Regions from separate parts of the Homo sapiens genome. Here region 1 is linked to region 2. A link is an interaction called in ENCODE POLR2A ChIA-PET data of the cell type or tissue named here. Cell type or tissue: OCI-LY7. All regions are shown on one strand. Links, peaks and the distances in the headings refer to the core of each region. The heading gives the core; the rest is flanking DNA.

What was found. ChIA-PET counts read pairs that join two places held together with the same protein. Peaks named below come from ENCODE experiments on the same cell type or tissue, not always from the same donor. Only the 100,000 strongest peaks of a DNase experiment are listed, where the experiment ranks them.
Region 1: POLR2A ChIA-PET joins it to region 2 with 10 read pairs; 2 of 35 experiments call an interaction of 5 or more read pairs at or near these places.

What each region holds. Positions count from the first base shown.
Region 1 is chr2:86,198,729-86,213,121 of GRCh38, reverse strand. It overlaps MRPL35 (mitochondrial ribosomal protein L35), which reads right to left and starts at 13,665. Exons shown (of 4, transcript NM_016622.4): 1 at 13,589-13,665; 2 at 6,827-7,016; 3 at 5,795-5,939; 4 at 1-2,642. The coding sequence starts at 13,631. The coding sequence ends at 2,454. RefSeq lists an enhancer at 13,577-13,846. In OCI-LY7, for the core only: no CTCF peak of the experiment used is centred there; DNase peaks (open chromatin) are centred at 12,711, 13,138 and 13,671; H3K4me3 peaks cover 4,506 bases; H3K27ac peaks cover 3,348 bases.
Region 2 is chr2:86,750,834-86,763,401 of GRCh38, reverse strand. It overlaps RMND5A (required for meiotic nuclear division 5 homolog A), which reads right to left. Exons shown (of 9, transcript NM_022780.4): 3 at 11,372-11,506; 4 at 9,844-9,944. Among named protein-coding and RNA genes, the nearest start is that of CD8A, 34 kb to the left of the region's middle. In OCI-LY7, for the core only: no CTCF peak of the experiment used is centred there; no DNase peak of the experiment used is centred there.

The DNA of each region.
Region 1 (14,393 bases), core at 6,064-14,063, 550 kb after region 2:
CAAGGAGTGAGACTGAGATTCTGGGTCTTATTAGCTGTACTTTGGGTAATTTACTTAACCCTCTCTCAGCTTCAGTTTCCTCAAATCTAAATTAGGGCTTAACTAATCATTATGTCCTTTGTAAGACTGGAAATGTGGATTAGCAGTTAGACAGTATGTATGTACCCAGTTTTGTAGATATGCTGGGACATAGTAGGTGTTCAATAAATTATACATATACCTGAATAAACAAACTATACATAAATATTTTATAAATTATACATATAATCGAACATCATTTAGGTAAACTCTTTAATGAAAGACATTTATTGTCAGATTATAAAATCAGTGTTGATGATAAGCCCTCCTACCCACAAAACAAAAATCGTATGTATGAAATTCCCTTTCCCGTAAGTTATGTGCCTGTCAGCCATCCCACTTCAGTCCATCTTTGGATGCTGAGGCTCTGGTTGCCAGTCCTTATCTCTACACCTGTCCCTGGTCTAGAGGAGAAACGAAGGTGCTCTGAGGCCCCTGTAACAGAGACCCTTGTCATCCATATTTGCAATAAAGACATCATGGAGGCTGTGCAAAAGTATCCTTCTCCCCAACTTCTGCAGGCACCATTTCCATCTCACTACCCAGAGGTACATCAGAGAGCAGGAGCCAGGCAGGTGACAAAGATGTGGAAGGCTTCTAAGTGGTTGGCTTTGCCGTCTCAGAAGTGCGAAGAAATGAAAATCCATCAAAACAGAATGCCATTCCATGTTTCAGGCTTTTACCTCACCTCAAATCAAATGTCTGTTCTTTATTTATTGGTCCCATAAGTAGACACGCACTTGGACTTCTGGTTTTAGAACATTCTATTGTTATCCTTTCTCCTTTTAATAAACACACACTAGTTTCGAGGAATCTCCCTAATAATCCTGGCCTGACATGCTGCAGAACTTCAATTTCATAATTTTACTAACAACAGAGGAATTTCATCTTATTATTACCAACTACCACATTAAAGGATCTGAAACAGTAATTCATGCATAATTCTATTTAATAATGGTTTTCAAAGTACTTTGCTGTTTGAAAATGCTTCCCAGATGATTCTGATCGGAGAGTTGGGAACCACTGCCCTAGACTGTAACCACTCAATTGAACTTTACTCAGTGCTGCTTCCCTGCCCACTTCAAGTAAACAATGCTTAACTTTTTCGTTTCTAAAACAACTGAGATTACTTTCTCCCCCTTAGTTTCTACAATGATTGTTGAAAATTTGTGGGAAAAGTTTATCCTTACAAATGAAAACATGAAATCTGAAGTGGATAAACTAACTTTTAAGAAATACATATCCTTACTCAGTAAGCTGAGGCAGGAGGACCACTTGAGCCCAGGAGTGCGAGGCTTCAATGAGCTATGATTGCACCACTGCACTCCAGCCTGGGCAACAGAGCAAAACTCCTGTCTCTAGAAAAAATAAATACCTATCTTTCAAAACTTGCATAAAAAGCCCTTGTCTTCACTTGTACAGCCTCTTCTGTTTCATGAATGAGCATGCTGAAGGGCTATTTACTCTCCTATGAAAAAATGTTGTTACAGTAAATGACAAGTGTTATGAACACAATGAACCTGGTGTGTTAGATGTTAAGTGTGCTGCCACCCCATGTGAACCTCCAAGTGAAACTGCTCACATAACTGTTTTTTTGCTGCATGCAAACCTGCTAATACAAAGCGGGCTCCTGACTTAAGGACAGCCAATCCCTACTCTAGACAATGACCCAACCAGACCTAGTATAAAAAGGTAGTCTGGCCCAGTTAAATTCCCTTGGCAATTGGAGACTAGCAGCAGGAGCTGAAGGTCATCATGTAGAAAAGAACCTCAAAGGTGCAAGTTAAAGTTATTACAAAGGAACAGAAACTGTAAGTATGCAAAAGCTGTGTAGAGAAGTTGGTGAATAGAGAGAATGGAGTTAACAATGCAAAAAGAAGCAAGTCACATGCATGCAGAGCCCAAGCCTAAACATCCACCTTCCCCTGCTGAGGAGCACCACCCAATTTCTACTCTTCCTGAGGCTGGGAGGTGATTTCTGAGTGGGAGATGGGGTTGGTGAGGTGGTTCCTGAATTCCCTGGCACATATCCTTGAAATAATGTCACATTGCTTGAGCTAACTTGTAGCTTTTGAGTCTTTTTATGTTTGTCCCACTTGAGATTCCTTGCAACTAAAAGAGCATAACTGAAACAACTAGTTAAGCCAATACCATTTGTTAAAAATAATGCACCATTCTAAATTTCTGTTTCCCTAACCAAATCTGGCAAAGTCTGATCCATTAAGTTTTAAAACTTTTCTAAGTTTAATGTTGTCACTGTATGTTTACGTATTCATTGGTACAATTTACATCAAGTTTTGTACTTATCCATTTTTGCAAAGATATGTACACAAAGATACATATCCAATAACTGAGAAACAAGTGAAACTTCTGATCTATACTTTCAGGTTTGTTCGATCATGATACTTCTGATAAGGATCATCAACGTACCAGTTTCGCCTCTTCCAGAAGGACGTCGTCATTTTATCTAAGAGTTTACTCTGGGTTTTATTGCAGAATACAAATTCCCTCAATCGCTTCTTCCTTGCAGGTGTCTTTTTCCATAATTTTTTCTTATAGCCAGCCTGTCAGATATTACAAAGAAATGTAAAACATCATACTATGTATGAAACAACAGGTATCTTCACAACTCAAGGTTTATAGACCCAATAAGAACAAAAACCAGACTTCCATAGGGGCTGGACTATTTCTTGGAAAGATGTGATTCTCAATGGCCGGGGGAAGGGAGGGTGGCGGGGAGGGGGATGGAGAAAGCATGTGTAGTTTAAAAAAGAATTAGTAATAAATCATATTTTAGAAAAAAATTATTTAAATTAAACTCACAGAAAATAAAACTAAATGTGTGTGGCTGGGAAAGTACAAGATAATGACAGAATTATAATCACTAACTTAACAGGTATGATCTTACTATCTCTTCAGCAATCTTTAACAACATACTATTATTCTATTTTACATCTTTAAAAAAAGAAACCATTGATTAGAGAAGTAGCAGACAGAGGTCTGAGGGCTAATAAGAGTTCTTTTTTTGTTTCATTTTGAGACAGGGTCTCACTCTGTCACCCAGGCTGGAGTGCAGTGGCATGATCACGGTCACTGCAGCCTCTACCTCCTGGGCTCAAGTGATCCTCCTGCCTCAGCCTCTCGTATAGCTGGGACCACAAGTGTGCACCACCATACCCAGCTACTTTTTAAATTTTTGTAGAGATAAGGTCTCACCATCTTGCCCAGGCTAATAAGAGTTCTTAACCACTGTCTTTCCTAATGTAGAGGAGGATGGAGTGCAGGCGAGGTAACAACATTAATATTTATTAAGGAGGCTGAGTATTACAAGAGCTGAGAAGCACAGTTCTCAAATATATTGCTTCATTTATTATTTTCACACACAAGGGACCAATTTTTATAGGAAGTACTTTTCTAAGGAATTATGAATATGGTAAGACTATTATTAGGAGTGGTGAAGGAATGGTTAACCCACATATTTAACCCAGAACTTTCATATACACCCATACAGGTATTATTCATTTTGAAGAATTTATTTTTAAAGACAGGAAAGGAAAATTTGATTGATTATAAAAACTATAATCATAGCCTGTTTAAACTAGAAGGGATCTTAGGTGCCATCCAGCTTAATTAACATCTGGCTAAAACCACACGGTGAGCCCTTGGGTCCTTTCAAGCCAAGGGCTCTTTATGGCACAATACCAACTGAACAAAACCATGGCTCTTTGCCGAGAATGTGCCTTGCATTTCTGACATGTCTTAGTATCATCACTGTGACCATCAACTTCTATAAGGACAGTGATGAAATAAGGAAAGGTTATTTAAGAGTTCTGGTTTTAGAATGCTAGAGGTTAGATTTTTGCTACTCACTGCTTACAATTTTAAATGCAAACATTTAAAGCCAAATCTCCACATTTGTGTAATAATTTCATAGTTTGCAGGCCAAACTGGGTTACTATGGATCTCTGACGTACAAACACCTAATTTATTGCCCTGCTCATTACCACCAGTATCCTTTAAAGATTATTCACAGAATGGAACCACTATGAAAATGCTTGAAATTTTTTAGACAATCTCTAGATTCAAAAATGGAAGGAGGGAATGAACAATAAATACCAAGGACTGCTGGATGAAACCGTGTCATGGAAAATACTTTGTTTTACACATTAGTTTGAATTCATCTACCCAGATTTTTTTTTTCTCTGAAAATTAGATTTTGAAGAGGCAGGGCATTCTATACAGGGTATACTTTCGGGAGCCCTGAACTGAAGCTAGGTATTATGACTGGAGAGTATGATCGGGTCCTTTACAGTAACATGAGGGCCCCAGAGCCCAGTAAGAGGGACATGGAAAGGAAGGCAAGGAAACCCACCCATTTCATTTTACCTAGGGCTAGAAGAGGACCTGGAAATAACTGGTATAAAAACCAAAGGGTGGGGCTAGGCGTCACGGCCCATGCCTGTAATCCCAGCACTTTGGGAGGCCGAGACAGGTGGATCACTTAAGGTCAGGAGTTCAAGACCAGCCTGGCCAACATGGTGAAAACCCGTCTCTACTAAAAATACAAAAATTAGCCTGGCATGGTGGTGCATGCCTGTAATCCCAGCTACTCGGAAGGCTGAGGCAGGAGAATGGCCTGAACCCGTGAGGCAGAGGTCACAGTGAGCCAAGATTGTGCCACTGCACTCTAGCCTGGGCGATAGAGTGACACTTTGTCTCAAAAAAAGAAAAAAAAAAAAACACATACACACAAAAGGGAAGAAATGTTTCCAGTGGTCTCAAATTCACAAAACTCAGAACATTAGACCTTTAGTTTAGCTGCTTTATGGATTATATGAGCTTCTGCTGACTGGTGTAGGAAACTACCCACCACAGTGTTTCAATAGAGAAATGAGCTGAGAGTTCCAACCAACCCATTTATCTACTAATTTAGTACTGTTTATAAAACGGGAGAATCCTTTCAACCTTTCAAACATCAAGAAAGTTCTACCAACTATTTTATTTTTACAGGGAACCAAATTTTGATTTTTAAAGATTTAATTTCCAAGTAATGAAAGGGAATTAGGATTTGGGCAGTTACTAAATCTCAAAAATGGTTTTGCAAAACTGGTCTTAAGCTGCTTTCTTTTCATTTTTTGAGATGAAGTCTTGCTGTGTCACCTAGGCTGGAGTGCAGTGGCGTGATCTTGGCTCACTGCAGCCTCTGCCTTCCAGGTTCAAGCGACTCTCCTGCCTCAGCTTCCCAAGCAGCTGGGATTATAGGCACCTGCCACAACGCCTGACCTCAAGTGTTCTGCCCGCCTTGGCCTCCCAAAGTGCTGGGATTACAGGCATGAGCTACAGTGCCTGGCTGAATTCTGAATTCTGTTTGATTTTAATCTGCTCACACTCCTTTTTTCTTTTCTTTTTTGAGACGGAGTCTCGCTCTGTCGCCCAGGCTGGAGTGCAGTGGTTCGATCTTGGCTCACTACAACCTCCACCTCCCGGGTTCAAGCAATTATGTGCCTCAGCCTCCCGAGTAGCTGGAATTACAGGTGCCTGCCACCACGCCTAATTTTTGTATTTTTAGTAGAGATGGAGTTTCACCATGTTGGCCAAGCTGGTCTTGAACTCCTGACCTTATGATCCACCCGCCAAAGTGCTGGGATTATAGGCGTGAGCCACCACGCCCGGCCTCACATTCCTTTTTCAATTTAGTAACAGTGTGAAGACTCACCTTTCTCCTCACCCAAAGGCCACAATGAAGTCGAAGAAACCTATCGATGACAGCTTTCACGGTCTTTCTCTTGCCTTTTCTTGCACTGAAGTATGTTAGAGATCTGACTGGCAGCTTCAGGACACTTGGAAGCACGGGGGCCATTCTAAAAATATATTTTAAAATTTTTAGCTTGTAATCAGACTGATTAAAGGATTAAAATTCATTATCTATACTGAGAAATGAGTAAAGCTGCTCCAATGGACTGGAACTAACTTTTCATATACAATATTACTTCCAATGACCCATGACATTAAGCATAAATTAGAATAGCAACCATCACCAACTCGCAATCTTCTAAAACCTACCCCCTCAATCCCTGTAAAATAATTCATTCTATTATCATCGCTTTATTTCTTATCCATCTTCCCACCAGATTGCAAACTCCTTGAGGACTTCAATTTGTTTACCCTTATGTCCTTTTTGCCAAGTACAGTGCTAGGCACCCAGGGGTATTTAACTGAGTATTTGCTGACTGAATGACCAACACATGCAGCCCATCCTTATAAGCTGAGCGTCTTGTGCACCCTCCACTTTGGATGACAGCCTCCATGCAGGAAAGCACACATACAACATCAGAAGCATGCTGTGTTTGGCATTTTCCTGCTGCAGGCGCCTAGATACATGGATGTCAGTCACAGTCTCCCACTCAATCAAGCAGATGTCTACATAATTAACTGCAGGTAGGCAAAGAATACCACCTACTTCTAGGATACCCCTGCAGGCATGAATATCTTGGAAAGTTTGTCTAAGCATCATGTTTATTGAAATAGACTCTACCAGCCAGGCACAGTGGCTCACGCCTGTAATCCCAGAACTTTCCAGCTACTTAGGAGGCTGAGGCAGGAGAATTGCTTGAACCCCGGAGGTGGAGGTTGCAGTGAGCTGAGAATGCACCACTGCACTCTGGCCTGGGCAACAGAGTGAGACTCCGTCTCAAAAAAAAACAAAAAACAAAAAACAAAAAAAACCCCACAAAGAAATATACTCTACCTATTAAGGATCACTGAGGTATGCCCACATGTCAGGTTTCTCTCAGATGTGGTAAGTCTGGGAGTGGAGGAAACAACTGGTGTCTGAATATGACTAAAACGTCCAGTGGACAATGCAGAAATAAGAGAGGCATTCTTGACACAGTTGCGGTAGGTTGAAGATGCCAAAATATTCAGGGGCCGTAGGATTCCTGTAAAGATAGGAGCATATATATTTAATACTCCAAAATATGCATCCAGATATTAAAAATTAAGAGATGTATCACTGCCACCAAGTATTAAACATAATTAACGTGCCCTGAGCATCAGACTCATCTGTGAAGCTTTTACCACCTTACTAAGGTATAACCATAAATTAATTACTGATTTTATGTATATAATTCAACAATTTTTGGAAAATTTAGAGAGCTGTGCAACCATCATCACAACCAAGTCGGATGTCTGCTAGCTCTATGTCCAGTACTAAGAAAAGAGATGTGTGTAACATTTATTCCCACCTCCCAGATCTTATACTCTGGTGAGACAGAATTCCCACACACAGTACAATGGCAGGTCAGGGATGCAAGAGCATGGACCCTTCCTGGAGAGACAAGAGTGGCGACAGAAAGATTCTCGAAGAAAAGAGAAGAGGCACTTGAGTTCTCTAGAAAGTGAGCAGGCCCTTAGAAGAGGAGGAGCACATTTCAGGTAGGACGAACAACATAAGCAAAGGCATGGGGACTGAAACAAATACAGGTGACCCTTGAACAACATGGGTTTGAACTGCACAGTGCCACTTACACACAGATTTTTTTCAAAAAAAGTTACACCGAGTATGCCTGCCTTTCCAGCCTCCCCTTCTAACTCCTCCACCTCTTCTTTCTCTGCAATCGCAGAGAGAGCAAAACCAACTCCTCCTCAGCCTACTCAATGTAAAGATGATGAAGACCTTTATGATGATCCACTTCCACTTAATGAACAGTAACCTATTTCTTTTCTTATGACTTTCTTTTCTCTAGCTTGTTTTATTGTTAAGAATACAGTATATAATACATATAACATGCAGGATATATGTTTTTAAAATTCTTTTTTTGAGGCAGGGTCTTACTCTGTGGCCCAGGCTGGAATGCAGTGGCACAATCATAGCTCACTGCAGCCTTGACCTCCTGGGCTCAATCTATCTTCCCACCTCAGCCTCCTAAGTAGCTGGGACTACAGCATGTGCCACCATGCCTAATTTTTGTAGAGACAGAATTTTGCCATGTTGCCCAGCCCAATCTTGAACTCCTGGGCTCAAGTGATCCACCTGCCTCAGCCTCCCAAAGTGTTAGGATTACAGGTGTGAGCCACCGTGCCCGGCCTCAGAATATATGTTAATCAATGGTTTATGTTATTGGTAAGGCTTCTGGCCAACAGTAGGCTATTAGTAATTAAGTTTTGGAGGAGCCAAAAGTTATACTTTTTTTCAACTTGATTTTCAACTGCTTGGGGTTGACACCCCACCTGCTGTATTGTTCCAGGGTCAACTGTACATGTATGGGTTGAGGACCAGACCTGCCTCAGAGGCTGAGACTGTTCGCCTGACTATCAGAGACGCCTGGGGAGAAGTAGTGGGCAGTGGGGTGGAACAGGTCAGAAGGCAGATTTCAGAGAGCCTAGATGTGTGGTCCGGATGCAGTCCTCTTATCAGTCCTTCCCACTATGGCCAGACTAATAGTTCATGGCTGCAAATCGGAATCACTCGTGGAGCTCCGACTCCACCCATAAATTCTGACTGAAGTCCAGTTTGGGACTCAAAATTGTGTGTTAAAAAAGTTCCGCAGGATGATGAAAATGTCCTCAGAACTTAAAGTATAAAAAAAAAAATGCACTAATACAAGACTAAAAAAAAAAAAAAAAGTCCTAAAGCTGGAATGTGGTAATGGTTGTACAGCTTGCTAAATTAATAAAAAAACATAAAGCTGTACACATAAAATGGGTAATTTTATGGCATGTAAATTCTACCTCAATAAAGTTGGTTAAGAAAAATACTCCAGCCAGGCATGGTGGCTCATGCCTGTAATCCTAGCACTTTGGGAGGCCGAGGCAGGCGGATCACCTGAGATCAGGAGTTCGAGACCAGCCTGACCAACATGGAGAAACCCCGTCTCTACTGAAAATACAAAATTAGCCGGGTGTGGTGGTGTGCGCCTATAATCCCAGCTACTCAGGAGGCTGAGGCAGGAAGATCACTTGAACCTGGGAGGAAGAGGGTGCAGTGAGCCGAGACTGCAACATTGCACTCCAGCCTCGGCAACAAAAGTGAAACTCCATCTCAAAAAAAAAAAGCGAAAAATACTCCACCTGAGTCTGATGCTTGGCTGGGACTTAGAACTACTCTCCTATTTTCTACTGCACTGATTTCAGATAACAAATGAGGGGCCATGTTGATATAGAAGTGCTAGGATTTGAATGAGATGATTTGGGCTCATATTCTAGCTCTATGACTTCCTTGCTGTGTAACCAGGGGCAAGTTACTTAACCTCTCTGTGCCCCAGTTTCCTCAAATTTAAATGAAGTTAATTATGGAGAGGTAATGAGACTTGAATGAGATGAAGCATGTATAGTGCTTGGAAGGGTAGCACAGAGAAAACATTTAATGAATGCTAATGGCAGATAATAAAGAAGAGGGATACTTAGCAAAGATGATACAGGTTGAGTATTATCTGAAATGCTTGTGACCAGAAGTATTTTAGATTTTTTAAAATTTTGCATAAAGGAGATATCTTGGAGATGGGACTCAAGTCCAAACATGAAATTCATTTGTTTCATATAAATCTTACACATATAGCTTAAAGTTAATTTTATACAATATTTTAAATAATTTTGTACATGAAACAAAGTTTTGACTGCCACCGATCACGTGAGATCGGGTAAAGAATTTTCCATTTGTGGGCCGGGTGCGGTGGCTCACGCCTGTAATCCCAGCACTTTGGGAGGCCGAGGCAGGCAGATCACGAGGAGATCAGGAGGTCAAGACCATCTTGGCTAACACAGTGAAACCCCGTCTCTACTAAAAATACAAAAAAAAATTAGCTGGGCATGGTGGCAGGTGCCTGTAGTCCCAGCTACTTGGGAGGCTGAAGCAGGAGAATGGCGTGAACCTGGGAGGCAGAGCTTGCAGTGAGCTGAGATTGTGCCACTGCACTCCACCTTGAGCGACAGAGCGGGACTCCGTCTCAAAAAAAAAAAAAAAAAGAATTTCCCACTTGTGGTGTCATGTTGGTACTCAAAAAGTTTCAGATTAAAGATACCTAACCTGTATATTAATATGTGGCCATCAGTGATAACAGGGCCAGGTGTGGTAGCTCACCCCTGTAACCCCAACACTTTGGGAGGCCCCGGCGGATCACCTGAGGTCAGGAGTTTGCGACCAGCTTGGCCAACATGTGAAACCCCGTCTCTACTAAAAATAGAAATATTAGCTGGGCAGAGTGACGCGCGCCTGTAGTCCCAGCTACTCGGAGGCTGAGGTAGGAGAACTGCTTGAACTCAGGAGGCAGAGGTTGCAGTGAGCCGAGATCTTGCCACTGCACTCCAGGAGACAGAAGGAGACTCTGTCTCCACAAAAGAAAAAGAGATAACAATTTGCAACTGAAAAGGGTAGCATAAACATTGGTGCAGAAAACTGATGAGAGAGCCCTTACATAGGGCCTTGGAAATCAAATAAGTTAAATCGCAAAGAACTGAAAAGATGTGCAGATGTAATAAGGCAGGAGGTAATCTTTGGAAGATTAAGTGCATTGGAGGACTGTAGACAAGAAAATGTTCCAATTTTCACACGTCATCAGATTTTGGTATCTCTTGGTTAAAAAATTAAAACCTATGAAATTCTTTTGTTCTCAATTTTTATGAAGATCCTGAGGCTGCATAAGACATATTTATCAATTTTCCCAAAAAGCAAGCTGGGAACAATGGCTTGTTAATGTATTTGTGAAGACACAGAGTATCAGAACTCCAAGTGATCTTAGTAAGAGAGAAAAACAGATCAAAACCAACAAGATGAAATCAGGAATAAATACACTGAAGTTAGAAAAAATGGTTACGGGAACAACAGGAACTGGGATCTTGGTTGAGAGCAGTTCATGGGAAAATATGTGGGGAGGCTCTATCTACTGCGCCTTCTGGTGGATCAATCATGTGATTAAGCCTGTGAGGGAAACCTAACAGTCTAGCTTTGTTAACAAAAGTGCAGTACATCAAGGAAAGTAACTAATTTCCTTCAGTCCTCTGCCCCGTCTGGGCATTTTCATACAGACTAGTCTACTCTAAACACACTGTTGTATAGAGAATACAGATGTTTTCACAAAAGAGGTAACGCAAAACCAGAGTTTTGACAGAGTACGAAGAGACAGAGGGAATAGGACGTACAAAGGTGACGATGTACATTTGGGGAATTACAATGGCCCTATGTGGCATGAATCAAAGGAATGAATGGGGGACATGAACTGCACTGGATGGGAGTGGAGGAGACTGTGACAGTATCGAAACCAGGAGTCTTCAAGATTTCTGATCCTATGTTTCCTAAAAGAATTTTGAAAAACTACCCTTTCACAAATTCTTAATATCTAAAATATCAAATAGTTTAAATTGTTAAAAAGGCTATAATTTCCAGCATATTTAAAATACTGACATTTTAAAATAAGCTGTCACATCACTCTTTAAATTGTTTTCAGTAGAATCTAAATTAATAGTAAGTTGATAACTACCTACATCATCTATTTAAAAATTACAAGAACTATAAATTCAAGTAGATGAAAAACAACTTTTCGTCAAAGGGCACTCCAAAATAATGTAAAAAAGACAAGCCTGAGTGGGAGAAGCTAAAGGACACACACAAATGAAAAACAAAAACAAAACAAAAAATACTCTAAATAAATAAGACAAACAATCCAATAGGAAAATGGGCAAAATATTTAAGTGGATATTTCATAAAGGAAATTCAAAAGGCCAATAAAAATGTGAAACACACTATAGCTTGTTATTAATCAGAGAAATGCTTATTTAAATCTCAATGAGATACCATTACAAAGCCACCAGATTAACAAAAATTTGTAGGTCTGACAATATCTATTGACAATATCAATATCAGGTGTTGGTGAGGATGTGGGGCCTCAACAGTTTGGCAATATCAGGCAATGCTGAATATATACATATTCTCTGACCAGGCAATTCCACAGCGATTTTCACACATACCCACATCCTCAGAAACAATTGGACTCATGCGCCAGGATGAGATCAATCAGCTTTGTACATAATTGCCCCAAACTGGAAATGGAGAATTGTGGCACAGTCATATAATATTATACAGCAGGCCGGGCAGGGTGGCTCACACCCGTAATCCCAGCACTTTGGGAGGTCGAGGCGGGCGGATCACCTGAGGTCAGGAGTTCCAGACTAGCCTGACCAACATGGAGAAACCCCAACTCTACTAAAAATACAAAATTAGCTGGGCGTGGTGGCGCATGCCTGTAATCCCAGCTACTCCAAGGGAATCACTTAAACCTGGGAGGAGGAGGTTGCAGTGAGCCCAGATCGTGCCATTGCACTCCAGCCTGGGCAACAAGAGAGAAACTCCGTCTCAAAAAAAAAAAAAGAATTATATAGCAATGAGAAAGCATTACAGCTACGCAAAATGAATGAATGAATCTCACAATGTAAAAGAAGATACTAAAGCGTATATACTGTATGAACCAATTCATGTGAAGTTCAAAACCAGGCAAAACTATGTTCTTGAGATGCACATATGGATGCTAAAACTACTATAGGAAAAATAGGCAACCTAATAGTAACTATAAAAATGAGAACAGTGTTTATATCTGGGGGGGAAGTAGAGAATTTTGATACATAGGGGAGAGGAGGCTTCTGGTAGTGCACTGTTTTGACCTGAGTGTTAAACAGGTGTTTGCTTTAGAACTGTTAAATCATTCATGCATACTATATAAAATTTTCTTCATATGTATTATATTTCGCGAACACAAAAAATACTCCACATAAAAAAAGCTTTTCTCTAACGGTAAAATTTACATCGCTGCATTTTCTTGACTGATCTCGTATATTCTCCCACAAAATGTTATCCTAACAATATATTTTGTGTGAAAGTAACTTACTGAGCATCCTATGGTATTTGGATGATTTTTAACTTTTTGCAAAAAGTACTTAACGTCACGGCAACTTAATTTAGTCGCCTTTACTTCTGCTATCTCTCAGTCAAGAAGTCCTCATACCAGCCCTTGTGCCGGGGGCTGTAGTTAAAAATTAAATTAGCCTTCAAGCTTACCATGTGTCAGGCACTGCCCAAAACGCTTTACGTGCATTATCTCATTTAATCCCCAGGTAGGTGGTTATGACCCCCATTTTAGAGGTGTAGAATCTTAAGTTAGGAGACATTAATTCTCAAGGTTAAAGGTCGTGAATGGCAGGTCGTAGCCTCTAAATCAGAAAGTTAGGTGAGACTTTTTGGTTTCCCTCGCCCCCTCCGTTCCAGTTTCTCTGGCTTCTTTTCTAGGGAAAAAAAGCTGGTAAGGAAGCGGCAAATGCGTGACACACAGGCCCGCGTGAGTCCGAGTCGGGGGACTTGGTACGGGCTGCCGGTCACACCGCCCCAGAGAAAATTGGGCGCAACCTTCTTAACTTAAATAATGACCCTTTTTGCTTGTTAACCTCCAGTCTAAACGCCCATTCCATCCCGCACCAGTTTCCCCTTCTGTGAAGGCATGCATGGAGTATGTCGCTCTCCACTGACCTGAAGCTGCTCTCACTGCACCAGCAAAGGCAGAGGCAGCCATCTTCACCTTCGCCTACGGCGGCCGCTTTGGGTTTAAAAGCACAAGAGCAAAAGAGAATGAAGGGAAAGCAAGGAGGCGGAGTCAAGGAAGAGGAAAAGAACAAAGTTGTCCACTCAACATTTATTCAATGTCATCTGCCGGGTTCCGTTCTTCGCCGCTGTAAAACGACTGCCTATAGAAGGTTCTACAAAATTTCTTATTAAAAAAAATTCTTGGGGCCGGGCACGGTGGCTCACGCCTGTAATCCCAGCACTTTGGGAGGCCGCGGCGGGCGGATCACAAGGTCAGGAGTTCGAGACCAGCCTGGCCAACATGATGAAACCCCCGTCTGTACTAAAAATACAAAAAGTAGCCGGGCTTGGGAGGCTGAGGCAGGAGAATCGCTTGAAACCGGAAGGCGGAGGTTGCAGTGAGCAGAGATCGTGCCACTGAACTCCAGTCTGGGCGAAAGAGCGAAACTCCATCTCAAAAAAAAAAAAAAAATTCTTGCCGGGCGCGGTGGCTCACGCCTGTAATCCCAGCACTTTGGGCGGCCGAGGCGGGCAGATCACGAGGTCAGGAGATTGAGACCATCCTGGCTAACAGGGTGAAACCCCGTCTCTACTAAGGGGTACAAAAAATTAGCCGGGCGTGGTGGCGCGCGCCTGTAGTTCCAGCTATTCGGGAGGCTGAGGCAGGAGAATCGCTTGAACTTGGGAGGCGGTTGTTGCAGCAAGCCAAGATTGAGCCACCGCACTCCAGCCTGGGGTACAGAGCAAGATA
Region 2 (12,568 bases), core at 4,240-12,239:
AGGCACCTTACAGATTTCCAGTTCCAAGTAGTGCATTTAAATTAGATCACTTTCAAAAGTTTATACACCCCTTCAATCATATAAGCATGAGTATGTTTTCCTACTAGCAAGTAAGGAAAGGCAGTAAGATTTTTCTTTTTTCTCTTTCTGATACGAGATGTATGTGTAAGGGCTTGTAAAGTCAAAGACTGGAGCTAATAGAGTAACTACAAATTTTAATTTTAAAAAAGTCAATAGAAAAAAACGAAAAATTCATAAATAGACAATTCACAAAAAAACTCATTTTCATAGGAATATGTTCATGATATAGTGTTAAATGGGAGGAAAGTGTGATTTTCTATTTTTTATTTTTATTTTTGAGAAAGGGTTTCACTTTCGTTGCCCAGGCTGCAGTGCAGTGGTGCAGTCTCAGCTCACCACTGCAACCTCCGCCTCCCAGGCTCAAGCGATTCTCCCGCCTCAGCTTCCCAAGTAGCTGGCACCATAGGTGCACGCCACCGCACCCAGCTGTTTTGTATTTTTTTGAAGAGACAAGGTTTCACCATGTTGCCCAGGCTGGTCTCGAACTTCTGGGCTCAAGCCATCCTCCCGCCTTGGCCTCCCAAAGTGCTGGGATTACAGGTGTGAGCAATTGTGCTCAGCTTGAAAGTGTGATATATATATATGATATATATGATATATATGATATATATGATATATATGATATATATGATATATATATGATATATATATATATAAAAAAATATTTTTTTTTTTTGAGACAGAGTTTCACTCTGTTGCCCAGGCTGGAGTGCAGTGGCAAGATCTCAGCTCACTGCAACCTTCGCCTCCCAGGTTCAAGCCATTCTCCTGCCTCGGCCTCCCAAGTAGGTGGGACTACAAGCATGCACCACTGCATCCAGCTCATTTTTGCATTTTTAGTAGAGATAGGGTCTCACCATGTTGGCCAGGCTGGTCTTGAACTCCTGGCCTCAGGTGATCCACCCACCTTGGCCTCCCAAAGTGCTGGGATTACAGGCGTGAGCCACCATGCCCAGCCAAAAGAGTGATACATTTTTTAAAGTAATTTTTAGACACCAGAATGTTTAGCAGTAATGACTCTGGGATTTCAAGCATTATTTATCAACTGCTATACCATGGGCCATGACTAATCGGAACAAGGCACCAACTCTTAGATCAGCACCAGGGGTCTGAAACCACCAGGAAGACACACCAATCAATACCATATTACAGTGATTTCTGTAACAGTCTATGCTGTCCTATATTTTCCAGGTTTTCTGTAATGAACATGTATTAATTTTATACTTTAAAAGGCAGTAACTTTTTAAGCTAATGTAAAAGTAAAATTTCTTAACTTCCTTTTTTTAAATGAACAGGCCTATAGAGTAATTATAAATTACTTTTCCTGAAAGTTATGAATTATCAATTTAAGCTTTATAAGCTATAAACACCTGTACGCCACTTAACCTGGAGAGGCATTTATTTAGACAAATATAATTTTTAATGTACTAAATTTATGTTTGCACAGTTTCAAATTTTGCTATAAACAAGGCTATGAAATAAGAAAAAAACTAGCATTGCTTAATTCCTCCCCACTCCTTGCCAAGAAATATTTAGAAAAGTAAGTAGATACCTTTACAAAAAGGAACTGGGAGGAGGAGAGGACAACACAAAACCCAAATTCATAGAATACAAGTTTTCAAATTTCTTAAAAGTCGTATTTCTTTGCATCCTATTCTGAAACAATACTGTCCTCATTTAACTTCTTAATACTATATTAAGACTAAATTGTACAAGGCAAGGGACTTCCAAGCTTCTCCCTCCCTGGCAAAATGTCATTTTCTAAACCAAGGATGAGATACCCCACTTTTAACTCTCCCAAACATTGAAGCACATGTAAGCAATTAAGGTGAAATCCTCACCTGACATGATAGGACCTCTCTCTTATACCTCCAGGATTGTACCCAGAAACCCACATTTGTATTTTCTTGACCTCAATTCCCTGGCCACAGTTAACTGGCCAAATAAGCATAGGTTTTATTCAAAGTCACTCTCCGCAGCTGCCTCCTAATAAGAAAGTCAATCTATTTTTAACTCTATTCACTATTCTTCACTATTCTATGCCTCTTGCTAAGCTCTGGTATCAAGAGTTGCCTTCTGTGATGATCATTGTTAACATCCGCCTTAATGAATCCTTGACATCTGAGTACAAATTTCACAGCAGCATCCTTACTCACAATAGCAGCTTCCTCAGATAGCTTTAGTCAATTCACAACTTCTGAACATGATAAAAGCATCTTTTACTGGCTGTGAAGTTCTTCAATATCCTTGTAATTACCATCTTCTTTCAATAAGGCAACTATTATCAATTTGGCCCGAATAGTAGCCAAACTGATTCACACACACACACACACACACACACACACACACACACACTTCTCTCTCTCAATCCAAAGTAGAAGTAAATGTTCCATCTAAACCACAAGCATCTTTCTATTCTAGTGCAATATAAGTGAAAAGATGGTGAAGTGACTTTACCCTCGTCTTTATAGTGACAGGACTTTTCCAATATGCTTTGTACCATTAGCTTCCTGTAGGCTTAGGTCTTGCCCTAGCTTCATCTTGCTGTTGTCCTTTTTCAAATCTTTCTAATCACATTCAATTTCACTTCTAGAGGTTTTTCTTGTTGCCAAGTCCGTCTTCCAATTATCCATTTTTGTAAAATGTCACGTGGGTTTATCCCTGGGAGTTAAAGAGGTGACACAACCCACACAGCTGTTGCCTGAGAGTAACTGACAGTAGATGTGCAGTGATCAAGAGCGAAGTGACAAAACTGGTCATGACCATGATGCTCCTGTTATGTCCAGATGTGTAGACTGAAGAGCTGGCAGAGAAGTCTGTATTTTATACAATTGCTCACAGTTAATACATCATGGTGACTGAAATCTGAACTGTGTTGTTGGCAGCCAGGTGTTATTTAACTAAACTGTGGTAAAAACGAATTTATGTATGTTAGAAACCTGCAAAGACTGCCCATAGGTTCAATAAAGAATACAAGGGCTGGGTGCAGTGGCTTAGGCCTGTAATCCCAGCACTTTGGGAGGCCGAGGTGGGTGGACCACCTGATGCTGGGAGTTTGAGGCCAGCCTGATGAACATGGAGAAACCCCATCTCTACTGAAAATACAAAATTAGTCGGGTGTGGTGGCGCATGCCTGTAATCCCAGCTACTCAGGAGGCTGAGGCAGGAGAATCGCTTGAACTCGGGAGGCAGAGGTTGTGGTGAGCCAAGATTGCGCCATTGCACTCCAGCCTGGGCAACAAGAGTGAAACTCCGTCTCAAAAAAAAAAGAATACAAACAGGAGAGAAAGGACACAGAGATCTCAGTGGTAAGAGGTTACTTTATAAAGACAAAGAAGTTCCAGACTGATATAATGAGGAAAGACATAAAGTTTGAGAACCTGAGCAAGTCAGGGTGTCTGTGGCCCATTCTCATAAATCTTAAAGAATTACAAAGAAAACGAAATTCGTTTTCTATTTCTCACTAAAATGATTCCTGCCCCTGCCCCTCCCCCTTCCTTCCTCCCCACGTTTTTGTTTTTGAGACAGAGTCTCATTCTGTTGCCCAGGCTGGAGTACAGTGGCGTGATCTCGGCTCACTGCAACCTCTGCCTCCCGGGTTCAAGTGATTCTTGTGCCTCAGCCTCCCGAGTAGCTGGGGTTACAGGTGCTCACCACCGCGCCTGGCAAATTTTGTATTTTTAGTAGAGATGGTGGGGGGCGGGGGGGCAAGCAAACTAAAAATGCAGTGAAATTATTAACTCTATAATTTTTTTAAAAAAATTCTGATCCCAAATTTCCAGCGTGGACCACGAGAACACTGTCACCTTTGGAATTACTCCATTTAGAGAAACACTGAACCCCAAAAATGACAGTAAGATCAACAGTGTTACACTGATCTCTGCCACTACATTCTTCTGATGAAGAGCCTTTTGGGGCCTTTCCACCAACAAACCCCAAAACAATATTACTTATGAGAAGACTAAGTTAGAAGCAATCCACATCTATACAATTACCCAGCAGAAACATTAGCATTAATTATCTTAATTGTCAGGCCTGTGAAAAGACTTGGCACACAGTTACCTCCATATTTAGAATTTCTACATCATTCCAAAAATAAATACAAGATTTCACCTTCATAGTTAGCGGTTCTCCCTCAGGAACCTAACAGACAGCATTAGTGGGCTTATCTCTCTAATCTTACAATTTTGCCAGCCTGGGTGGGTGTCTATTTCTAGTAATACTAGGGAAAAAAAGCCTCTTGCCAATCCCACAGCACATTCCACTGTAACCTTTCACAGCATTTAAAGGCTTACAAAAACCTCTTTTTCTAATTTCCTTTAAGGCTATACTCTTGGGGGTAAAAGCTGAAGTTCAGGGGAATGAATGACATTGATTTTTACTCCACAGGTGTGGACCTGGTGAAATGTCCTTAGTAACATGAATCAAATGCTTAAAAAAATTCAGAGAATGGCAAACCTGACAAAAAGTTCAGTCAAAAAAGTGAGGAACTCTGTAACTTTGCTTTAGAGACTGAAAAGAACACTCAGTGTTTCATTTCTTAGATATTTTCAAATGGTAATTTTTCAGCTATGGGCTGAGTCCACTGCTGGAACTACTACCATTAAACTCATCTCAGAGTTGGTGTGAGTCTCTGTCCTTTTCACATGCTATTTAAGAAACCACACAAACTATGGTATTGCATATCTGACTCTATTTAAGACACACACACACACCCTTTTACATGAGGTTCTCAGTAATGCAGAGATTAGTAAGAGCTACACATAGGAGTGGTCACCATATTGGACAACATATCTAGCAGGCATGCTCAAAATAATGTGCAACGGATATTCAATGCTGCATCACTTATAAAGCAAAATATCGGAAACTACAAACGTCCATCCATAGGAACTGGCTAAATAAAATTAAGGTATAATCCCTAAAAGAGAACACTAAGCAGCCACCAAAAAAAAAAAATAGTTCTATATGCTCTGATATAGGCAAATACTTCAAAATTTTTCAAGTAAAAAGCAGAACACTGTGTATAGTATGCAACCACTTGTGCATAAAAATGTACGTATACATAATACAGTTAATGGTGGCTGCCTGTTTGGAGAGTAACTGTGATTAGAAGGCAAAGGTGGGGAGATTTACTTTTCACTGTATTTTTATCTTGTTGTGCCTTTTGATTTTGTACTCTTATTTATTACCTATTGGGATACTTAATGCTGACTCAAAACTCGACCAAGGCAAGCCAAGGACAATTTTGAGAAAAGGAGTCAGTGAATGAAGTCTGAACTGCCCAACGGCTCTGCAACACAACCTCCATGGTGGACATAATGGCATCAGGACATTTTAGCCTGAGAACTTTGAACATTTTCTAGAACAATCTCCTCTTGTTCCAACTCCAGGCTTTGCAAGCTCATGTGCCTTCCACATGGACCTGCCTACCACAAGCTTGTTTCACAGCCCCTAATAATCCAAACTATGTACGCAGCTTAGCAATTCAGGTTTTTATCGTTTTTAAAGGCCTGTTCTTAGTGAAAACAAAACAAAATAAGGACACCAAAAACAAGTTTCCAAGTCTGCAAAGCTGAAAGTCAGATACTAGACTGTGGCAAATCCAGCAAGGTAGTATTACTCTTTGAGACACGTTTAGGAAGGCAACCAAGTAGCTTCCCCTAAAGATAGTGCTTTCTTTCAATATGTATGTTAATAATGGCATAGCTACAAGGACAGTTCCTATTTTTTCTAATATTTCCCCCACCTCGTTGTATTAAGTTACTATTCTCTCGTTAACACTATTTTTGGCTTTCTATCTGCCACCATGGAAGAGGATGACAAGTTTGCTCTAAATTCTCCTGCAGATTACTGTTATTCATTGAGGGCCTACTATGAGGTAAGCACTACTCTAGGCGCCAAGAGAAATTCAAAAAGCAAATAAAACAATCTGGGTGAGCATAAAAGAAATCTGGATGAGGGGGAAAATCTGTACAAACTCAGAGGTACAAGGGCACGGAACACAGGAGCAGGCAAGGTCCTGATTAGATCTATGTAATCAGGTGTTGTTCTGCCACTTCTCTCCACAATATCACCATTCCCCTAGGCCCTCAATGGCCTTTAGCCACCTCCACTTTTTTTTTTTTTTTTTTTTTTTTTTTTTTTTTGAGACTGAGTTTCACTCTTGTTGCCCAGGCTGGAGTGCAGTGGCGCGATCTTGGCTCACCGCAACCTCCGCCTCCCGGGTTCAAGCGATTCTCCTGCCTCAGCCTTCCTGAGTAGCTGGGATTACAGGCATGCGCCACCATACCTGGCTAATTTTGTATTTTTAATAGAGATGGGGTTTCTCCACGTTGGTCAGGCTCGTCTTGAACTCCTGACCTCAGATGATTCGCCCGCCTTGGCCTCCCAAAGTGCTGGGATTACAGGCATGAGCCACCGTGCCCGGCCTAGCCACCTCAAATTTTTGGCTGGCCTCTGCCTTCTCACCGCATAGGCAGTCTGGAGGAATTGCTGCATCCTCTCCTTCCTCTTTTCCCTTGTGAGCTCCATGATATCCTTCCCAGCAGGAACAAATGGGATGCTGCATAACTGGCAGATATCTCCCGCCTTGTACCTTAACTAGAATTCCCCAAATTGGAGTCCCATATCATTCAACTTTTGCTGTAAGTTGAGTAAAGGGAATTTTCTGTACCTAGCTCATGAAAGATGCTTAGTCAGTATCTGCTCTGCACCCACAATAGGCAAGAATTGGAAAAATCTGAATTGTTGTAATGACGATTTCTATTAAATCTTATGTTTTGTATAACTCCAATTTTATGGGTTTTAAATGTGTTATCTGGAGGGAAAACAAGATTGGTCAAATACACAGAGAAAACACTGGGTTATACCAAGTTAAATGAGTTTCTTTACTGTAGGATTACTGATGGTACGTTTTTACTTCTATTTATTTTCTTATTTTTTGAGACAGGATTCGGCTCTGGAGTGGTGGTGTGGTCTTGGTTCACTGCAGACTCCGCCTCCTGGGCTCAAGTGATCCTCCCATTTCAGCCTCCTGAGTAGTTCAGACTACAGGCGTACACCACCATACCCAGCTAATTTTTCTATTTTTTTGTAGAGATAGGGTTTTGCTATGTTGCCCAGGCTGGTCTCGAACTCCTGGGCTCAAGCGATCTGCCCACCTCAGCTTCCCAAAGTGCTGGGCTTACAGGTGTGAGCCACTGCACCTGGCTTGATGATACACTTAATAAGTTAAAATGAACCTCAAATGAGAATACTGGGGGACTATTATGTAAAGCATTTCTCATATAATCTTTTGACTTTTTTTCACAGAGGATCTTCTAGGCCCTAATTGCTTCTCTGTAAGATGACTTACCTCATAGGTTAATATGAGGGTTGAATAGGTTAAGACACGTAAAATGCTTAGAACGATGCTAGGCATACAATAACCACTCAAGCAGAGTTAACTATGATTACCACTACATTCCCTCATGCTGATATTAAACACTACTCCCAGAAACATGAAATGAGAAAATTTTTACTTATGGAACAAGTCCTCTCTCTGCCTGAGAGGAATTGTTTTAAGGCAACAAATAATAGACAAAATTTACAGAAATAATCAATATACATAACATGCTTATCAATAAGAAACATATCTTATATACGCACAAAGTTTAAAAGGCTCTTAGGAGAAAAGTCTGGAGTACTCTGAAGGCTAAGGTAGCAAATACTATGTGCCAGTGACTACAGATATAGTCATAGTACGTACATGACTAGCACATATGAACAAAGTTTAATGAAAAAACCTAAGAAACGCATAGATAAGTGAATATTACCTTGAATAACAACCCAAATATTATTTGCTAATCACTATAAAACAACTGGGAAACCCATTACATGTTCATATATGTATGTAGGCTTTCTCGGGCACATTGGCCCATGCCTATAATCCCAGTACTTCGGGCAGCTGACGCTCCAGGAGGATCACTTGAGGCCAGAAGTTTGAGACCAGCCTGAGCGACATAGAGAAATCCTGTCTCTATAAAATATTTAAAAATTAGCCAGGTGTGGTGGTGTGCACCTGTAGTCTTAGCTACTCAGGAGGCCGGGGCAGGAGGATTACTTAAGCCCAGGAGTTTGAGAGTGTGCAGTGAGCTATGATCATCCCACTGCACTCTAGCCTGGGCCACAGAGCAAGACTCTGTCTCTTTGGGAAAAAAAAAAAAAAAAGTAGTTGTTGCCATATTTTGTTTAAGAGGTGTTAGAGGTATTTGGTTGAATTTATCTCCCAGATGTGTCACAATCTGAAATTTGCTTAAACAAATTCTACAAAGGTAATATGCATCTTACACAGAGATACAGTTCTTAAGTGAGATCTATTATAATTTATACAAGAATTTTATATAAATTTATACAGGAATTTCTGTCTAGTCATCTGGGCTGGTTTTAGAACTACACAAAATTTTCTCAGAACTGAGAAATGGCCAAGTACAGAGGCTCAAGTCTGTAATTCCAGCACTTTGGGAAGCCGAGGTGGGAGAATCACTTGAGCTCAGGAGTTCGAAACCAGCCTGGGTAACATAGTGAGATCCTGTCTCTACAAAAAAAAATTTTTTTTAATTAGCTGGGCATAACGGCACAGTCCTGTAGTCCCAACTACTCAGGAGGCTAAGGCGGGAGGTTGGGGGGTTGGGGCTGGAGTGAGCCATGATTATGCCACTGCACTCTAGCCTGGGTGACAGTGAGACCCTGTCTCAAAAAGGAGAAAGAACTGAGAAATGATTAGAAAGAAAAAACTAAGCTATGAAGAATTAAATGGGTTAGTGGAACTAAATTTTAAGGGAAAAAGTGTACATTTTATAAAAGTCAACTTCCCAGCTAACCCTGTAACACTGATGGTTAATTTTTCTGGTTTTAAAATACCAGGATTCCAAAGCTATAAGCTCACAACAAATCACTGCTTCTATAATCCAGTTTCTTCCCTTTATTTTATGAGCTATTTATTACAAATAACCTGGTAATCCTCACAGTAAAAAATTTTAGGACTGGGGCCAGCAAACTATGGCACAGGCCACATACAGCTTGCTGCCTGTTTTGTATAGCAGATGGCCAAGAATGGGTTTTTAAATTTTTAAAGGGTTGTAAAATAAAATGAAGAATATGCGACAGAGACCTTATGTGAAATGAAAAGCCTAAAATATTTCCTACTTGGTCCTTTATGGAAAAGCTTGCTGACCCTGCTCTAGAATAATATTTATTATAGCTTACAGAGTAATTTCAGACAATTCTTATCAATGAGAGGTTCATGGTCAATTACCAAAATCCACAGTAATTAAGAATAGAGTAGCTTTATAAAAATATTTGTTCTCTTCATCCACACCACCTAGTTCCAATAACCAATAATTTCTTAGAATGCTAGCATAAAACCCAGCAAAACCCAGCACATGAAGGAAGCTTAAATATCAAACTTGCACTGGCTGAACAATAGTGCTTGTTGTAATGTCAGCCCACACAAAGTGGTGGTGTAGCCTGGAAACAGAAAACCCTTTTCTCTCATGGGAATTCAGACCAACTGATAAGTGAAATAAGCTCCAACCATTTTCTCATATTGCACACCCCCCATATTTCACTTAGCCAAAATAAATAAAATAATTCTCCTTTGATTTCTCTGAAGTCTACCACAGGTAAGATAAATATATCTAAAAATCTCTAATGTGTTTTCTGATTGAGTTTTCTTACAGAGAGTTCTCAAAGTACTCAAAAGAAAGCAAACTCAATACTCACTCCAGAGCAGGTCTCAGAACTCTGACCTTTAATGCCTCTAATATTCTATTTAACTCCACAAATGGTTCCTTCTGACTTGGGTCTACAGAAAGACCAGATTCCTGGAAAAAGAAAGAAAGAAAGAACTTTTGTTAGCAGTAATCAGGGTAAGGAGCTAGTGGTAAAAGTATATTCTAGATTGTAAAATATGGGGCAAGCCATTAAAGATAATTCCCTATAGTAGAGACTGATGACTGCCCCCTAGTACATTCTTCCCCTCTTTTCCATAGTAGAATCCCCAAATTTCAGCAGGGTACATAAGCAAATGGAATAAAGCTGGGTATGGCTTTGTAAGACGTTAAGTTCTGACCAATGAAACATAAATATGCACTCTGCCCCTTTCTGGGATACAAAGGTATGGCTGGAGCTTTGGCTGCTATCCTGGACTCTGAAGACAGGAGACACCCTGGGAATAACAGAGGTACAAGGTGCTAAGTCCCTAAGAGTTTCACAATGCAGAGCTACCAAACATGCTGTGGACGTCTTACTACCGATTTCTGTGCAAGAAAAAAATTTCACTTTTGCTTAAGCCACTGTAATTGTGGGTCTTTTGTTACTTAAAAGCAAACAATCCTCAATGACAGTTTACTGCAGGAAATTACATGGACACATACACAAAATCCCTGTAAGGTACAGAGAAAAACCGAGTTATCATTTATCTGAATTGTTTAAAATAGAAAAGGCTTAGATTAGAGGTTTGGTTTACAGACTGATTTTAAACTAATTCTTTCGGTCCTTCATGTTTCCAAACAAAAATGCAACAGCACATGGTGGCTTAGAACGGAGTGTGAAGACATATGAATCAGGGACTGAATCCCAGTTCTTTCACAAAGAACCTGTTAAGGCCTCGGGCAACTTACTTCTCCAGACCTTAGATTTTTCATCTGTAGAATGGAAACAATAATTTTTACTTCATGGGATTGCAGCAAGGAATAAAGGCAGGGCTTGGCTTAAGGTAAGCACTCAATATATGGCAGCTACTACTATTATGACTACATGGTATTGGTAAACTGTTGTAGAGTTCTAACTCATGTGTGATAGAAATAAAAGACAAATGCTGCTAATGCGAAGTAAAAAATTTTAGCTGGAAATTCATTTGATAAAATCGTTTAAGCTGGGCTAGAACAGAAGAACAAACATCAATGTTTTTGTCCCTTTCCTCTTGTCTGCTATACTAACCTTCTATATCAAAAATGGACATGAAGAAAGAATATCGCTTTTGCGCCCTTTGATTCATGAACTGGGACTAACCTTCTGGGACAGGAACAAGAAAAAAATGATCTGGATAACAAGTTCTAGAACTATAATTTTTGCCACTTAAAAAATTCCCCAAAATACTCCTAGTAAAATGAGGTCATCTCTGATAATTTAAATATTAAAAATCTATCTATAGCTAGAGGAAGACTCAAAACCCCACCCTGCAAATACTATAAACTCCAAGGAGTTCCCTTGTTTCTTTTTCATATCCTCCCAGTTGGCACACTGTTACCTGACAGAGCTCCTCAGCCACATCCAGCATTCCTTGTCGAAAGAAGTGCTCCACCATCACCTCATTGAGAAGCCTTTGGCTGTCTGCCTGCCAGCAGCCATCTATTCCCACACTGCTAATGTCAGAATCAAAATTCTGGGGAAAAGAAAGAGAAAGGGAATCATAAATAGATTATTTTCACCCCACTTAACAGGAAAAAAATGGTCTTTGTTTCAGTCTGAGATACCCCAATAAGAACCCAACTGCAATTTATAGCGTCCCAAAGGAAGGAATTTTTCCACTGCTCCTTTCTAAAACTTGTCATGCTAGAAGAGTAAATAGGTATATTTTTAGATAATGTTTTTTTAAAGTAGATTTAATAATGGTGTCCATGAATAAAATAAAATCAAGCGAATGAACTGATTTCTAGGCATTATATGCAGCAATATTTTTAGAGGAATGCAATGATGACCTGTAAAAGCATGCCCACTGCAGCACTGTCTATAATGGGAGGGGAAAAAAGGAGAAAACACATATGCCTATCAACATAATAATCCATGGCACATCCCAACAACTGCAGTATTGAGGCTGAAAGTGGTTGTGGGGGCATGGCCAACTAGTTAAGAGAGTGGTTTATCTACACCTCTGGGTTTGCCTTTGAGCTATACATGCATGGTCCTGACTCTAAACAGCATACTACAGATTTTGAAAACTGAACTAGGGAATAGACCTAATTCCTAGGTCCCATATTGGCTACCAGGTGTTACACACACAGGACAAATCTAAATAACTGTAATGGCTTTAGAAACAAAACTAACACTGAAACTACAACCCAGAAAAGACTGGTTAGAACTTGTGGCCTGAATCCAACAAGGTTGATTGCCTGCTAAAACAAAAATACCAACACTCTCCACAGAACTTAAACAAGACCCAGAGTACTATAATACATATTCAAAATGTTCAAGATACTGCAAAATTACTTGGCATACAAAGAACCAAGAAAATCTCAACTCACATGGAAAAAGATGATCAACAGACACCAATGCCAACATGACAGAGATGCTGGAACCATCCAAAACTTTAGGGCAGTTATTATAAAAATACAAACAATCTTGAAACAAAGGGAGAGACTTAGCAAGGAAAAAGCTGATAGAGTAACCAAAATAAAAAATTCATTGGATGAATTTTTCAACAGCAGAAGCAAAGTGGCAGTGCAAA